Linked DNA regions of Mus musculus: region 1 is linked to region 2. The links are chromatin loops, found by intact Hi-C in ENCODE. Cell type or tissue: gastrocnemius. All regions are shown on one strand. Links, peaks and the distances in the headings refer to the core of each region. The heading gives the core; the rest is flanking DNA.

What was found. Peaks named below come from ENCODE experiments on the same cell type or tissue, not always from the same donor. Only the 100,000 strongest peaks of a DNase experiment are listed, where the experiment ranks them.
Region 1: it touches region 2 in a loop (2.3-fold over the local background); 5 of 42 quality-filtered maps call a loop at or near these places.

Annotation. Positions count from the first base shown.
Region 1 is chr7:19,456,975-19,462,892 of GRCm38, reverse strand. It overlaps Mark4 (MAP/microtubule affinity regulating kinase 4), which reads left to right and starts at 4,050. Exons shown (of 17, transcript NM_172279.2): 1 at 4,050-4,449. The coding sequence starts at 4,399. It also overlaps the pseudogene Gm23099. In gastrocnemius, for the core only: a CTCF peak has its summit at 4,583; DNase peaks (open chromatin) are centred at 4,014 and 4,668; H3K4me3 peaks cover 2,500 bases; H3K27ac peaks cover 2,191 bases.
Region 2 is chr7:19,400,318-19,410,817 of GRCm38, reverse strand. Gm38954 (a long non-coding RNA gene) reads right to left here and starts at 5,129. Exons shown (of 3, transcript XR_881873.2): 1 at 5,050-5,129; 2 at 2,713-2,785; 3 at 2,509-2,595. Klc3 (kinesin light chain 3) reads left to right here and starts at 6,714. Exons shown (of 13, transcript NM_001286039.1): 1 at 6,714-6,797. In gastrocnemius, for the core only: a CTCF peak has its summit at 5,265 (motif pointing left); a DNase peak (open chromatin) is centred at 5,231; H3K4me3 peaks cover 667 bases; H3K27ac peaks cover 883 bases.

The sequences.
Region 1 (5,918 bases), core at 3,419-5,918, 53 kb before region 2:
TGGTCCCAGAGGCTGGATTGAGGACCCAGTGGGGTAGCCCTGTCATGGCTTTTAAAATGTAGCTCTCGGCCAGTGGGGCGGTGGTGGCTCATGCCTTTAATCCCAGCACTGGGGAAGCTGAGGTAGGTGGCATCTCTGAGGCCAGCCTGGTCTACAGAATGAATTCCAGAACAGCCAGTGACTCATAGCAAGATTCTATCACTCCTCTGCCTCTGTCCCCCACTGTGGGCCAGTCTCCCAGGGACCTAGCTGTATTGTATCATAACCACAGAGCACCTTCCATCAGATGATAGACTCAACTGCACGTGCATGCTCTCCTTTTTTCTCCTTTTGAGACGGGGCCTCATTATGTAGCCCAGGCTGGCCTAGAACTCACAAAGATCCTGCCTCCCAAGTGCTGGGATTGAAGGCTTAGGCCACCTTGCCTGACTCTTCTTTGCATGTATGTGTTGGGGGTGCCGGGGAATTGAACTCAGGGCCCTGTGCACGATGGTCATGTGCTCTGCCATGATACTACTTCCCAGTCAATCCTTTACAGATTCCCCAACCCGCCCACTCCAATGAAGGTGCAGCAGATCTGACTTTTTTTTAAGTGTATTATTTATTTATTTATGTTTGTGAGTGACTACAAGTATTGCGTGCATGCAGTGCCCAAGCCCACTAGAAGGAGACAGATCCCCTGGAACTGGAGTTGGGTGGTTGTCCACTGCCCCGTGGTTGCTGAGAATTGAACCCTGGTCCACTGCAGAAGCAGCCAGTGCTCCTAACCACTGCTCAGTTCCGTTCTCCAGCTTCACATTCATACTTTTATGCCTTTCGGTTTAATGGATCTTTATGCACTCCCAGGGTTGCAGCAGAAAGTGCTAACATCCGATTCCAGAACATCTCGGTCTCCTTGAAGCGAACTCATGGGCTACAGCAGTGTCCCCCCACCCCCACCCCCCCACCCCCCCCCACCCCCCCGCTTCTCCTTTCCAAAGTCCCAGGAAGCCAGGAATCCAGGGTTCTTGGTTTCTCCACTAAGTCTCCCGCTTTTGAACATTTCGTAGGAACTATATTGCTCGGTGTGACCTTTTGTTTCTGGTTCCTTTTACGAAATGTAACATTTTCAAGCTCCATACACTTTGTAAGCCTCAGTCTCCACCCCTTGGAAATGAAGTTTCATTGGAAAGGGGAACAGAAAGACCCTGAGTAAGTAGAAAGGCAACCATCTGCCCCCTGGTGGTGTATGTGAGTACTGCAGCTGTCAGAGCGGGACCATTCCACTTCAGGGACCCTTTCTTACCCTACAAAGCTCCTAGAAACACACTCAGAGCTCTTCCCTTAATATTTTCTAGATCCCACGTTAATTTGTTTATTTTTTTAAGCAGGGTCTCACTATACAGCCAAGGCTACTCTAATAAAACTGTTGACCAGGCTGGCCTCAAACTTAGAGGTCTGCTTACCTCTGCCTCCCAAATGCTGGGATGCCAGACATGTTATCAGCCTGGTTTGAAGCATTTTATCTACACATGCACTGTGGTTTAAAGTTACACCTTGACTGTACTATTACTGAGAAAAAAGAAATCACTGCAGTTAAGAGATGAGGGTTCGCCGGGCGTGGTGGCGCATGCCTTTAATCCCAGCACTCGGGAGGCAGAGGCAGGCAGATTTCTGAGTTCGAGGCCAGTCTGGTCTACAGACTGAGTTCCAGGACAGCCATGGCTACACAGAGAAACTCTGTCTCCAAAAAAAAAAAAAAAAAAAAAAAAAAGGAAAGAGAGAGAGAGAGGAGAGGAGAGGGGGGGTTTCAAATTCCTTAGCACTTGTGAGTCTGAGACAGGCGGATTGAAAGTTGGAGGTGAGACCACACCAAGGATCTCACATAAACAAGTTCAGTATTTGGGGAGCTGAGACAAGAGGTTGGCCTGAAGTCCAAGGTCAGTCTGGGTTACAGAATGACACCCTGTCTCAAAAAACACTTACTTGGCAGGGGAGTTAGAGTGATCAAAAAGGTGGATTTCTCAGGGCCAGGGTTCTCTGGATTGTTGAGCCCTCAGTTTCCCCACTGTGGAAGTGACTGCATAATCTGTGGTAGAGGAGTCTGTGTTCTCCAGTTAAAACAAAAGAAAAACAAACAATTCCCAGAACCAGAGACAACTGGGTGTGGTGCTCACACCTGCAGTCTCAGCCCTCCCTGAGGTGGAGGCAGGAGGATCAAGGCCAACCTCAATAGGAGAGCTTCCAGGAGGCCTGGGTTACATGATAACCAGTCTCAAATCAATTAATGCATAGGGTTGGCTGCGGAGGTGGGGTGAAGGCTCTTGCCTTTGAGGCTGGTGACCCAAGTTTGATCCTGGGGACCCACAGAGAGAGGAGACAGTTGACTTCCAAAACCTGTTCCCTCACCATCACACACATGCCCTGCTCCCCAAAATTAATAAATTGTTCAAGTATAATAAATAATCTGAGCTCTGCCACACTTACTCTCACTTTGGGCCTTTTCTTTACTTTTATAGCTTTTATGTTTACTTATGTTTTTGGGTGTTCTGCCTCGTGTGTGTGTGTGTGTGTGTGTGTGTGTGTGTGTGTGTGTACATGCACATAGTCACTGGGGAAGCCAGAAGAGGGTGTCAGGTCCCATAGACCTGCAGTTACAGATGGTTGTGAGCCACCATGTATGTGTGTGTGGGGGGTGGGGAGGGCTGGGAACTGAACCCAGGTCCTCTGGAAGAGTAGCCAGTGTTCCTAACTGCTGAGCCATTTCTCCAGCACCCACCCCCTCCCCCTGCCAATTTTTAATACAATTTGCTTAATTACATGTTTGCATAATTTAACTTTTAAAAATGTTCGTGCTTAATAGCTAGTCCTATGATCAGCTTGCTTGAGCTAGCTAGCACATGTCTGTTAACCTCTGTCTCTTTTGGCTTTCATTCTGTCTGGCAGGGTCTCATGTAGACCAGGCTAGTCTTGGACTCACTATGTACTTAAGGATGATCTAGAACTTCAGTCCTTCCAGGACCACTATGCCTGCAACGTCTAATTTTCACAAAGGGAAACTGAGGCTCAGGGAGAATTTCTAAGACAGCAAGACAATGGGCTCTGGACCAGGGTGATGCACTCCCTACACACACACACACACACAAGGCACTGTGTGTTCTCAGCACAGCCCTCTCCCCTCCCCCTCCAGTCTGTTTGCCCCTGCAAGTCAACACCTGTCTGGGCTTCCAGCTAGCCAGAGAGGCAACTGAGGCTCTCTCTCCTTCATTGTACAGACTGAGAAAGTGAGACCAGCCGGGGCTGCGGGTTATCTACCCTTACCCCACCAGGGGCTGAAGTTCAGGATGTCCTTGAACCCAGGGACTGGCTTCAATTTTGGCTTTTGTTTTCTGAGACAGGGTCTTGTTGTGTATGGTCTTGAACTCACAGCAATCCATTATCTCAACCTCCTGAGGGTCCGAATGACAGGTACACAGTTCTCTCTCTCTGTCTCTCTCTGTCTCTCTCTCTCTCTCTCTCTCTCTCTCTCTCTCTCTCTCTCTCTCTCTCTCTCTCTCTCTCTCTCTCTCTCTCTCTCCTTTCTTGCTGCTTCTCCTTTATTCCTGTCCTCGGCAGTCTTCCAGTCCTGGAGTTTCTCTTTGTCTCTTTCGTTCCCTCCCTCCGCCTTGGCATATGATTCTCTCTCCTCTCTCCTCTCTGTCTTTGTATCTGTGTCTCTGTCTCTCAGTCTCTGTGTGTCTGAGTGCCTCTGTGTCTCCCTGTCTCTGTCCCCTTTCTGTCCGTCCCTTTGTCTCTGTCCTTGGCTTCTCTGTCCCTCTTTGTGACTCTGCTTCTTCCTACCTCGTGTCTGTGTGTCCCCTTTCCCATCTCTCAACATCTCCCTCTGCTCTCTCCTCAGCAACTCTCTGCCCGTGACTCCGAGTCTCCTGTGAGAACTTGCTGGAGACCCGCACGCCCAGACCTGCCTCCGCCTCCAGAACCCCGGAGCCAGCCCAGGCCTGTACCTTTAAGGGCCGGCGGCAGGGGGCGGAGTTTAAACGGACCCCGCCCCTCCCGCCCCTCCCCCTGACGTCCCTTCCTCCCCGGCCCCTTGGTCGCCTCCCTCCGCCGCCGCCCCGGGCCGGCTCCGCGCCCCCTCCCCGGCCCCCGCCCGTGCACCCTCCCGCCTGCCCGCCGCCCAGATGGCGCCCCGGGTTCCCCTTGCACGGGGCCACTAGGACCCTCGGTGTCTTCTCCCCTCCCCCGTCCTGCCCTCTCTTGCTCTCGCTCTGCGAGGACTCGGGCGTCCACGGCGCCCAGCTTTTGAGCTCGCGTCCCCAGGTCGGCTGGGGGGGGGGAGGGGAAGAGAGGGGACCCCGGGATCCCCACCCCCCCCGCCCGGCCGCCCCTGTCCCTTTCCCTTCTGGGACCCCAGAGAAGATGTCTTCGAGGACGGCGCTGGCCCCGGGCAACGATCGAAACTCGGACACGGTGAGTGGGGCCCAGCCCCTTGGGGAGCCCTGCCTGAGTCCAGCCATAGAACCCCTCGCCCTCCCGGACCACTGACCCCGCCAGTCTCGACTCCTTTCCGGGCTCCACAGCCCAGACCAACGCTTCCCATGACTTTGAGGCCTCTCTGCTCCCTCCTCCCCACAGCCCCAGCCCAGCCCGACCCCTAGGGGCGCCCCTGTCTTTGGACTCTTCTCCGGTCCCTCTGCAGAACGCTTCCGCCCGGTCTCTTCCCTCCAGGAAGCCCCCTCCCCTGCCCGCCGGCAGCCCCTCCCTTCCTCGGCTGCCCCGGCTGTCCCCCGCTCGCCCGCTCGCCCGCAGCTTGGCCTCGACTCTTCCCGGATGGCACGGGCCCCTGTTCCCCGAAGCGCAGCCCTGTCTCCCCCCTCCCCCCTCAAGGCTCGACCCAGTCTGGCCCTGTTGTCCTCCCTGCTTCTTGCCGAGTTGGGGTGCTGGTTTCCCCTGCTACCCCTGGCCAGTCCCCAGCTCCGCCTGGGCTCCTGCTAGCTGCCTCCCCCAGGAAGCCAAACGGCACCTGGGCGCAGGGCCCTGCCCGCTTCCTTCAAGGTGTCTCCACTCCCTGGCCTGACCCTGCTGTGCCAGGTTGCCCTGTCCTTGGATCCTAGTCGCCTCTGGGGTCCCCTTGGTGGGACCCGTCCAGTCTTTCTAAGGGAAGCCTTGGCTTCCAACCCTGCGGGCTTCCTCCCATCCAAGACTAGGGTTCCAGGCCCCAGACTAGGCTGACTCTGGTCGCCTCCTGAGGCTCTCCCCAGTCTCACCTCCTCACCCCCTCCTCACACCCCCTGCTAACTCGAGCCCCCTTTCCTTGCTGGATGTTGGGCTTTCTGGAAGAAACCCCCCCTCCTCAGCTTTCTGCCCTCCACAGGCCCTAAGCCTTCCCCTCTCCCTTTACTCTGCCCTGCCTGGGCCTTTAGCCCTGACATCTGGGAGTTTACTGAGCCCAGATCCTCTGGTTCCCATGCCAGGGTCTTCCTCCCCTCACAGCCGAAGGACCCTGCTCCCCTCCCCTGCATTTCCTGTAATTCTGACAGCTTTCCAGGTGTCTAAAAGTCAGCTTACCGATTCCTTTTCCCTTATGCCGGCTCCTCCACCCGCCACCCTCTCACCACCTTCAGCGCAGAGCCCGGCCACACACTTTCTGTTTTTGGACAAGAGTTCCTCTAGGTAGACCAGGCTAGCCTTGAACTCATCAAGATCCACCTACCTCTGTCTCTCGAGTACAGCCTTAGGCCTTTATCTGTGTTTCTAATGCATATGGTAGATATCAGATAACGCCCCCTCTGCCCCTCTCCCCTGTTGGCTTAGGTTTCAAGTTGGAGGTTTCAACCAGGCCAGAGAGGTACATGGTTCCAGAGTCTTGGGTTCGAATGCTGCCTCCATGTGCCAGATTGCATTGTGTCTTCAGGCTATTGGCTCCCCTTCTCTGAGCC
Region 2 (10,500 bases), core at 4,021-6,520:
ATACTTTGGGAGTCCCAGGCACGTATAAGCCCTGGCCCCCAAGCCTGTTACAGCCTGCCCTCAGTCCCCCACAGCCTTGATTGTAGCCAGCACCCTCCTTCATTGCCTTCATTGCTAATGCTCACCAGGCTTCATTGCCTGGTGAGCATTAGCAGCTGGGAGAACCATTTTGTTTGTGTTTTTGAAATAGGGCCTTACTCTGTAGACAGGGCTAGCCTGAAACCCTATGTAGTCCAGGCTGGCCTCAGACATGTAACAATCCCTCTGCCTCAGTCTCCCGAGTAGGATTACTTGCCTGACTTTAGTTATTTAATTGTTTTTGGTTTTTTGAGACAGGGTCTAACTATGCCACCCAGTCTGGCTTTGCACTCATGGCAATCCCCCTGCCTCAGCCTTCCAAGGGTCAAGGTATGTGTCATTTTTTGCAGTTGGAGGTTCAGAACCATGCATGCCAGGCAAGCACTGTTCTTGGGAGCCGTGACTCTAGCCTACAGCACCTGGGGGGAAATTTCCAGTGAAAGCCTAGGATCCCCAGGCCCAGGAAGGATACAGGAGACGGGGGTGGGGGTGGGGCTGTAGTCGCCCATCTACAGGAAAGGCAATAACTGTAGCTGAAAGGTTAGAACCCGGTTTGGTTTCTCCCAGAAGCCCAGTGCAGGCTGCTCCACCATGGCAGAATTGACAGGAAAAGCTACAGAAGCAGAAAAACCATTCTTGGGAAAACAAACCTGCGGCTGAGGGAAGTGGCCGCCCTCAGCCTGCCCCTCACCCTGGATCCACCAGGGACAGGGTTATTTTTAGAGCGAGCTTCTCCTCCATGGTGTACAGAGCCTAAGACCCAGGCACCGGGGTGGGGGTGAGGCTCAGGCAGCAGGTGTTGGGGGGGGGGGGCAGCCACATGTCTGGGTTAATTATAACCAGGCATCTCGGGTGTCCCCAGGCCTTGCCTCCTTACATGGGCAGCCTAGACCCGTAGTGGCTGCTCTCATCCCTAGGGAGAGGTGGGCTAGGTGGCCCCCAAGCTGTGGAAGGCAGACCAGAGCAGGACACAATATGACAGGAGCCTTTTGCACCTCAGCTGTGACCAAGGACCTCAGAGTCCGAGGAGGGGATTCATGGAAGTGAGATGCACTGTGGAAGTTTCCTCTTCTGCCTGGGAGGTGCCAGGATTGCCCCTGGGGGGAGACCAGCTTCTCCAGTATTGCCCCCGGCTCCCTCTGTTGATTCTGGAGTAGCCAGTATGGCTTCACTCCATCTTCCCCCATTTCTGCCCAGGCTGGTGAGGGGAGCCTGCTCTAGGGGGCGGAGAAGGGAAGAAGTGTTTAAGGTGTTCCTGGGGTCCAGCCTCTGTCCTGGCACCCGTGTTCCTTGTCAGCATGGTCAGATGAGCAAAGGCCTCCTCTGGGCCTTTTACTTTTAGCCCAAGACACTAAAAGGAATGGGTTTCTGCCACACCACCTCCAGTAAGATCTGTGTGACAAGTTCCACAGACTGAGGCCATTGACCTCAAAACGTGGAGGCCTCCTGGAGATGGTTGTGGAACTCTTCGCCGGAGAGAAAAAATATTGAGCCGTAGTTCTCATGGCAATCTCTCTGTTTTGTTTTCTCTTATTCCTTTTCTTATTTACATGTTCCTGGTAGCCTAGGCCAAGATCTTAAGCGAGAATAATGGGTGAGATGGGCCTAGAGATGGGCCACTAACATGACTTTATCCCCAAGGAAACCAACACTTTGCTTTTTTTGGGGGGTGGGGGGTTCGAGACAGGGTTTCTCTGTGTAGCCCTGGCTGTCCTGGAACTCACTCTGTAGACCAGGCTGGCCTCAAACTCAGAAATCCTCCTGCCCCTGCCTCCCGAGTGCAGGGATTAAAGGCGTGTGCCACCACGCCCGGCTAACACTTTGCTTTTTAAATCATTTACAAAACTATTATGATAGGTACAAATTTTCCCAACAATAAAATTTCATATGGCTACGCGTGTGTCATTGGAGGTGAATTTTGGTATATGGTAAAGAAAGCCTTAATTAGGAAGAATTAAAATAGTTTTAAATTACATAGTGAAGATTTATAAAAAAAAATTAGGCACTAGATGCTAAATAATAATTGACCATGGGGCTGGAGAGTTAGTTCAGTGGTTAAGATTTACTAACCTGCTCCTGGAAATCTGCCACTAGCCTTGGACGACAGCCCCCACTGGATACATCCTTTTAGAATTGTTATATTTTGGTGATTTATATTAATAATGATGTTACCTGTTCTGTTTGTGATTCACTGAATACATGGTTTCAGAGTTGTAATGCTTGGATGATTTTTGTGCTTTACTCTGCCCAATGGTTTTGGTTGGTATCTGTGATTGTTTCATTGGATATAGTTTCTAAGAGATGTAATGTTTGGTTTTTTTTTTTTTTTTTTTTTATGTATAAAATCCCCTGCTTGAGAGCTGCAAAATACACTCAGATTCAAACTGCCTCTGTGTTTGTTTCTGTTTGTCACCGCCGAACCCTTACCCACCTAGCTTCGAGGACGCTCATTCCAGGGACCTCCATACCTGACTGGGTGGTCCGTGGCAGGTTTCAAGAGTTCGAGGTCGACCTGGTCTACAGAGGGAGTTTCAAGACAGTTAGGACTACACAGAGGAGCCCTGTCTTGAAAAACAAACAAACAAACAAACAAACAAACAAACAAAAAACCATTTTTAAAAATTGAACCCTTACCTGGGAAACAGAGGGTACATGGTGCCTTCCTCCTCTGAGAGAGCACTGTGACATCTGAGGTGGACAGAGCCAGCTGTGCAAGGAGGGAGCAGAGAGAAGAGCGAGGCCCTGAGGAAGGAATGCTGAGGGGAGACTGGAATAACCCAAGGAGCGCAGGAAAAAGATGCCATTGGGCAAGGAGTTCATGGGAGCCACTGAGGGTCAGAGGCAGAGAGAGGCAGGCCCCGGCCATGTCATAGGCTTGCCAGGGAGCACACGCCACCCTCTGAGAACCCCTCTTGGGTCATTCAACTTTGTTTTTCCAGATGGGTTTATCTGTAGCCCTGGCTGTTCTGGAACTCTCTCTATAGACCAGGATGGCCTTGAACTCACAGAGATCCTCTTGGCTCTGCCTCCTGGAATGCTGGAATTAAAGGCCCCAGTCACCATGCCTGGCCCTGACCTTTTTTTTTTTTTTTTCATTACAAAGATTACATCTATTTATTTATTTACTTCCAGGGATAGGACACCGAGGAAATCAGAGGACAATTAGTGGTAATCCGTTCTCTCCCTCCACTCTGTGGACCCCCGAGGGATTAAAGTCATTTTGTCTGTCAGGTTTGGCTACAAGCTCCTTTACCCACTGGGCCATCTTGACAGCCCTTGGCTCTAAGTCCCTAGTCTTTTGGAGATGCCAAACATGTAGGGAACCCATCATTTCAGAATGGTTTGCAGTCATGGGCTAATCATGTGACCTGGGATGAGCCAGTCAAAGGCAGGCTCTGCCTGAAAGAAGATACAGCTACAAGAAGGCTAGTATGGGTGCTGATGTTAAGTACTGCTCTGAGTGCTTACACTGTAACTCAGTCAACACTCTCAACAGTAAAGCTCAGAAAGGCTAAGCTACCAGACCAAGGGCAAACAGCTAGGAGAGGCAGAGCTGCCAGCCAGAAGGGGTGCAGGGCAGCTCAGAGGGTGGCTTCCAGGCAAAGCTGAACTTTGTCCCCAGTTCCTTTCCAGGTCATCATGTGCTATCTGTGTCCACCATACCTCTGTGTCACTCCCCACTGTCCTCTCCTGGGGGCTGAAGGCTAGGGAGGGTGGAACTAGGCTCACTCAGGAGCCCAGAGTCTTGAGAAGGTTGGGGGTCAAGGCCTCAAGGCTCTGCCAAGTAGAACTCTGGGATGCAAATGGCCTCTTTTGTATTATTCAGAGTATCACTATGTAGCCCAGGCTGTCCCAGGCCTCACACCTGAGCCCTTCCTGCCTTGGTTTATGGAGCAATGCCACACCATAGGCAGGATCCTCCATGCAGTATTTTGCTTATTGGCTGTTTTGAGGGCTTCCTATCAGGTAGCCCAGGCTATCTTGGAGCTCCTAGACAATCGTCCTAGCTCAGCCTCCCAGGTGCTGGGATTACAGGCATTTGCAACGTTCTTATCTGAGGTCTCCACAAATAACTTCATCTCTCAGAGCATCATTCCTCATCTTCACATGGGCCTGGTGTAGGAGTCTATGGGTATGACTGTATGGCTTAAGGGTTCTTCCATTCCTAGGCTGTGTGACCTCAAAGAAACCACTAACCTCTCTGGGCTCCATAGTCCCCATCCATACAATGGAGCTAATTAATGCACATGGTGGGAGCATGAATGGAAGTCATTTGCATGGAGGATTTGGTTCAGGCCCTGTTACCCTGTTACTGGGCACCCCGAAACCCAGCCCTGCTTTGGGGTGTACAGTGTGCTGGAACAACGGCTGCCTTCCTAGAGGTTTGCTCCTAATCTGTTTCTCCTGTCACATGAGGAAGAAGACGGCAGGTTAAGTATGAACCTATGGGGCCAAAGAGATGGGGGTTGGGGACTCTCCAGCGTATCTGGTTCTCACCGGCGCCTGCGGAGCCATTCTCCTTCTGCAGGACACAGGCCACAGCGGAGGAAGTGCTTAGTAAGGCCACTCCTTCCACCAGATGGCCGCAGGACTTGAACTCAAGTTTTCAGGCTTGGCAGCGAGAGCCTTTAGATGCTGAGCCGTCTCACCCACCCAAAAACCTTTGGAGGAACTGCGGACAACGATCTCCGGAAGTAGGTTCCCTGAATCTGGTTCTGTACAGAAGGAACCGGAGGACAGCACACAGCCAGCAAATGACAGAGCTGGGATCTGCACCTGACCAGCCCCTGTCTGCTTCATGATGAACGTGCAGCAGATCTGTTGTTAGTGTCCTAAGACCAGAGCGGTGGCACAGAACTTAGCTGCCCTCTCCATTCCTCTTTATTCTAGAAATAACTAGAACCGTTACAACACGATTTATGTCTAGGCTTCAACTCATACTCAGGTTCCAGGACGCTGCCATGCACTCACAGTTCAATTTGGCGGGCACCTGTCTCTAGTGTGGCGACCTGGAGTGTGCAGGGATGACGACACCCGAGGCCACGAGGCTGCGAGCCTGGGGCTGGGAAGGGGGGCGGGGGTGGTGTCACAGAAGTGGCCACTGAGAGCTTCCTGGAGGAGGACATCTAGGCTCTGGAGGGCGAGCACACCGAGGCGGCTCCGTGGACCCGCAGTGCCATCTGGTGGCGGTTTCGTGCACTGCAGGGACCTTTCATAACTTCTAGAATTTGCTTCGTTCATCCTGTAAATACTTTTTGCGCATCTGCATCATGCCACTCTACAGTCTTGACCTTGAAGACGACCAGAGAGACACAGGGCACGCGTTGTAGAATATTAAAGACCCAGGAGCCTACATTAAGAGATTCTTAGATACTGCAGCATGGGAGCTATTCAGGAGGCTGAGGCAGGACTGTAAGTTTGAGCCCAGCTGAGCTTTATAGGGAGACTCTATCCCCCCTCAATAAAATAAAGGTAACTAGGGTACAGTGGCTGTATTTTCAGAATTAAGTGAGACCCTGCCTCAGAAAAGGAGGGCAGAGAGAATTAATAAAATCAACACACACACACACATCTATATCTATATCTATAAATATATATATGGCAGGGAGAGCTAAATAGTAGATGCTTTTTCCTTGTATTCACAGGGCTCTGGGTACCACTCCCAGCAGTGCACACACTACTGTTAGCTCATGTTAATCAATTCAGGTCTTCCAGAAGACCCAAGTTCAATTCCCAGCACCCACATGGTGGCTCACAATTGTCTGTAACTCCAGTTCCAGAGGATCTGATGCCCTCACCCAGATCTACAGGCAGAACACCAATGCACAGTAATATAAATCTTTAAAATAAAGAAAACCCCTCTTACTTATGTGTCCGTATGTATACACAAATGCACGTGTGTGGGTGCCCACGTTCCATCCATGCATGTGAATCCATCCAGGCTCTCCTTGACCAACTCCGGAATAATTCCCAGGAGTCAGTTTTCATGGTTCTTGGAGATGAAACTCAGGCTGTCAAGCTTGGCAGCTAGCGCCCTTACCATCTTCTCAGCCAGGAATAGTTGTGCAAGGTCTTCAGGTTGTAATTATTAAAACAATATTTTTTGGAGATTTTTATCTTTATTTTATGTGTGTCTGTGGAGGCCCTGGAAGAAAGTGCTGGATCTCCCTGGAACTGGAATTACAGATGATTTTGAGCCGACATGTGGGTTCTGGAAATCGAACCTGGGTCCTCTGCAAAAGCAGCCAGCACTCTTACCTGATGAGCCATCTGTTTATTCCATATTTGTGTATGTATGACTGGACACATGTAGAAGTCAGAAAACAACATGTGGGAGTCCGTCTCTGTCCACCCTGAAGGTCTCAGGGATCGAACTCAGCTCCTCAGGATTGGCAGCATGCACCCTTACTGTCTGAGCCTTCTCGAAGGCCCCCAGATAAAGTTTTCAGAAGTTCTCGGAACGCAGGTTTCACCGAATGCTGCGGCAGAGGGCGTGGCCTGGGCGCCTGCGGGGGCGTGCGTTGCCTCCATCGGCCCCGCCCCGCCTCTAGACCACAGGTTTCTCAATGTGTGCTGGCGGAGGGCGCGGCCTGCGCACCTGCGGGGGCGTGGCTTTGCCCTGCCCCACCTCCCTCAGGAGCCTCCGGGAAGGCGGCGGCCGCGCAGCGGGAGCAGCCCGGTCTCCGCGCAGCGAGGCGGCTCGGGCGGGCGGCCGTCAGGTGGGCACGGGGGACGGCGGCGGCTGCTTCGGGATTCCCGAGGGGGCCGCAGGGATGGAGGGAGGGAGCCAGGGACCTGGTGGCCGGGATGAGCCTCGGGGTCCCCGCGGAGCCCCGCCCGGCCCCTAGCGGAGTAGAAAAACAGCTGCGGGCGGGGCGGGGCCTTGTGACGCGAAGTCCGGTGCAGGGTCTCCGCGGCCGCGGGGAGGGGCTGGCCGGCTGTCGGAGGGTCCCCCGCTGCAGCCTGAGGGTGCAAGACATGCATGGTAAGGGAGCCTGCGCGAGGTGTGCAAAGAGAGGGAGAGTAAGGCAGGGCGCACTGTGGAAACTGAGGCGGGAGGAGCGGAGTTGGAGGCGAGCGAGCCTGGGCTTCGTACTCAAGGGAGAGAGACAGAAGGAGGGCGGATGTGGGTACAGATGCCAAAGGGAGGGAGAAAAAGAAAAGGAACGTGGGCCAGCAAGGAGAGTAAAGGTGTTGATGCCAAACTGTCTATTTCTCAAGTTTGATCCACAGGATCCGAAAGGTGGGAGGAGAGAAAGGACTCCTCCCTTAAGTTGCAAGTTGTTCTCTTGGCAATCCATGTGCCTCTGCACACACAATAAGTACATAAAGGGAAAAAAGTTGACTAGGGACCAGGCATCATGATGCACACCTATAATCCCAGCACTCGGGAGGCAGAGACAGGCGGATCTCTGAAGACAGCCAGGGCTACACAGAGAAATTCTGTGTCAATGTATACATATTCATACATATGTATATATATTAGAGAAAATCTGTATCAACATATATATACACATACATATGTATATATAAAATTATATATATTTTAAAAGTAAGAAAGAGTCACATTGTGGGTAAGAGTGTAAAAGAAATGAGCTACCATGTTACTCAGTGATGGGGACAGAGTGAATGTGGATGATCTTGTCTGTCTCCTGTGTGTGTGTGTGTGTGTGTGTTACATGCGGACTGTGCATAGCACTGAGCATGTGTGACTGAGATACTGGGTCAACTGTATACTTGTGGTTGATTCACACAGATGGCCATGTGTGGCAGGGAATGGGGTTGGATCTAGGTGTTGCGTGGCAGTGGGGGTGGAGTGTGTGGAATTGTGTCAGTGATATGTGACTGTCACTGACTAACTGTTGGCTGTGTGTGGGTATGTGGGTGACTGTGTCTGCAAGCTGAGGTTTACTTAGGTGTGTGTGTGTGTATACGTGCACACACGTGAGTGTGGGGCAAGCCTGCTGTGGACTAGTGAAGCTCTCTTGGGGCTCCTGTGAGTGCCGGGGACAGCTCGAGTGGCAGATGGCTGCGGCTGAGCTGTGGGAAGCTGCATATGGAGCATGGCCCCTTGGGTCTGAGATTGTGCGGTGGGGAGGGCGGTGGTGATCCTGGCCACACTGGGGCAGAGTCAGGATGGCTCACCCTGAGCTTGTGTGAGACTGACTACTTACAGGGTGTGTGAGGTTGAGCCTACCCAGGTTCTACACGCGCTCACCGGTGATCTTACTCACGTGCCTCGTATATGGTATGGTATTTTGGTTTTGTTTGTAGAGATGAAGTGACCTGAACACCTGATCCTCCCATTTCTGTATTGGGATTACAGGTGTGAGACTCCACATCTGGGGAGAAGTTGAAATGTTATTTCTTTCTTCAAAGATTTATTATATGTAAATAAACTGTAGCTGTCTTCAGACACTCCAGAAAAGGGTATTAGATCTCATTCCAGGTGGTTGTGAGCCACTATGTGGTTGCTGGGAATTGAACTCAGGACCTCTGGAAGGGCAGTCAGTGCTCTTAACTGCTGAGCCATCTCTCCAGCCCCAAAATGTTTTTTCCCATTCCTGCTCGATCCGGTCCTGCTCCTGAAATTTTATTTTATTTTATTTTATTTTATTTTATTTTATTTTTAGACAGAGTTCACTCTGTAGATCAGGCTGGCCTTGGACTCATGGAACTCCTCCTGCCTCTGCCTCCTGAATGCTGGGCTTAAAGGTGTGGGCCACTATGCCCCTCCAGAGGTTGAGTCATAACCTGGCGGTACCCAATAAGACCATCTGAGTTAAGATTTTGACTTTAAAGCCTTTGAAAATGATACTCACAAAGTAGAAACTGTATATCTGAGTTTGAGGTTGGGTCTCTTTCTGGGCTAGACTGCTGAAGGAGCACCTCACATGCCTCCACATGTTACGCTGAGACTTAGAAAATGCTACTTCAGGCAGCCCCAAGATCACCAAAGGAAGTGGGGTGGGGTGGGGTGGGCACTGAACTCACTGTGTAATGGAGGATTATCTCTTTAAAAATTACATGTATTAAACCCAGCAGAAGTGGCGCACTCAGGAGGAAGAGGCAGGCAGATCTCTGAGTTTGAGGCTAGCCTGATCTACAGAGTGAGTTCCAGGACAGCCAGGGCTACACAGAGAAACCCTGTGTTGGAAACCAAACAAACAATAAACAAGTCCCCAAACAGTGCTGTCTGCCTGTAACCAGCACTTGAGGTAGCACAGGAAGGTTTAGCCAAGGATGGCTTTGAGCCCTGATCTTCTGATCTCAGGTTGGTACCACATGCCCATCCATCAACTTTTTTTTTCTTATGGTAATAGGGATGGACTCCAGGGCCTTGGCACTGTTTGGCTATCTATGTCCCTAGTATTGAGACAGAATTTTTCTGTGTAGCTCTGGCAGTCCTGAAACTTGTTCTGTAGTCCAGGCTGGCCTTGAACTCAGAGAAACGCACCTTCCAAGTGCTAGGGTTCAAGGTGCACCACCACCATTTGCTAAGATTTATTTTTATTTTATGTACATGAGCGTTTGTCTGCAAGCAGGTATGTACATGATGTGTGTGCAATACCCACTGAGGCCAGAAGAGGGCGTCAGATCCCCCGGACCTTGAATTGGTTGAAAGCCAGCATGTGGGTGCTGGGTCCTCTGCAAGGGCAGCTAGGGCTCTTCACCTCTGAGTCATCTCTCCAGACCCCAGGATTTCTTTTTAAAAGCAGAGATTATAGCTCCTGGCCCCATGATCCTCCTGCCTCAGCCTCCAGTGCCAGAATTATGGGTGTATGCTACCACACCTGTGTTCTGAAAAGGAGAGAGTGTGGTGTGGTTTGTCTTTCTAAGATGAGAGTGTACATTTGTGCCGTGCTTCTTTGTTTCCTTTCTTGTGTTGTATTTCTAATAAGGCAATACATATGCGTGTGCTTGGAGAGGGTGCGGGTGTGTGGAAGGAGAGAATGTGTGTGCTGAGCTGTGTCTAAGATGGGAATCTGCCTGCCGCTGGGTCTTTAAGAAGGACCTGAACTGGGGCTCAGTTGATAAGGCTGCTTGCTTAGAATGCCCATCCTACGTGTGCATAGCATGTCCAGGACCCGGGTTCATTCCTAGCACCCCATAAGTGGAGCGCGGCGGTGCATGTTGCTTAAGGCCCTCCTCAACTGTACAGCAAGGTCAAGGCCAGTCTGGGCACACAAGACCCGATCTCAAAAAATTAATTGAAAATATTAATTTTTTAAAAGGCTAGGAGGTGCACCTACCTCTAGTCCCAGCACGCAAAAGGCAGAGACAGGTGGATTTCAGTGAATTCCAAGCCAGCTGGAACTACACAGTGAGACTCTGTCTAAAAAAATAATGAAGGAAGGAAGGAAGAAGGAAGGATGGGAGAGTTTTGTCTGTTTGCTGAGGAGAGTAGTATCAGTGAGGTTA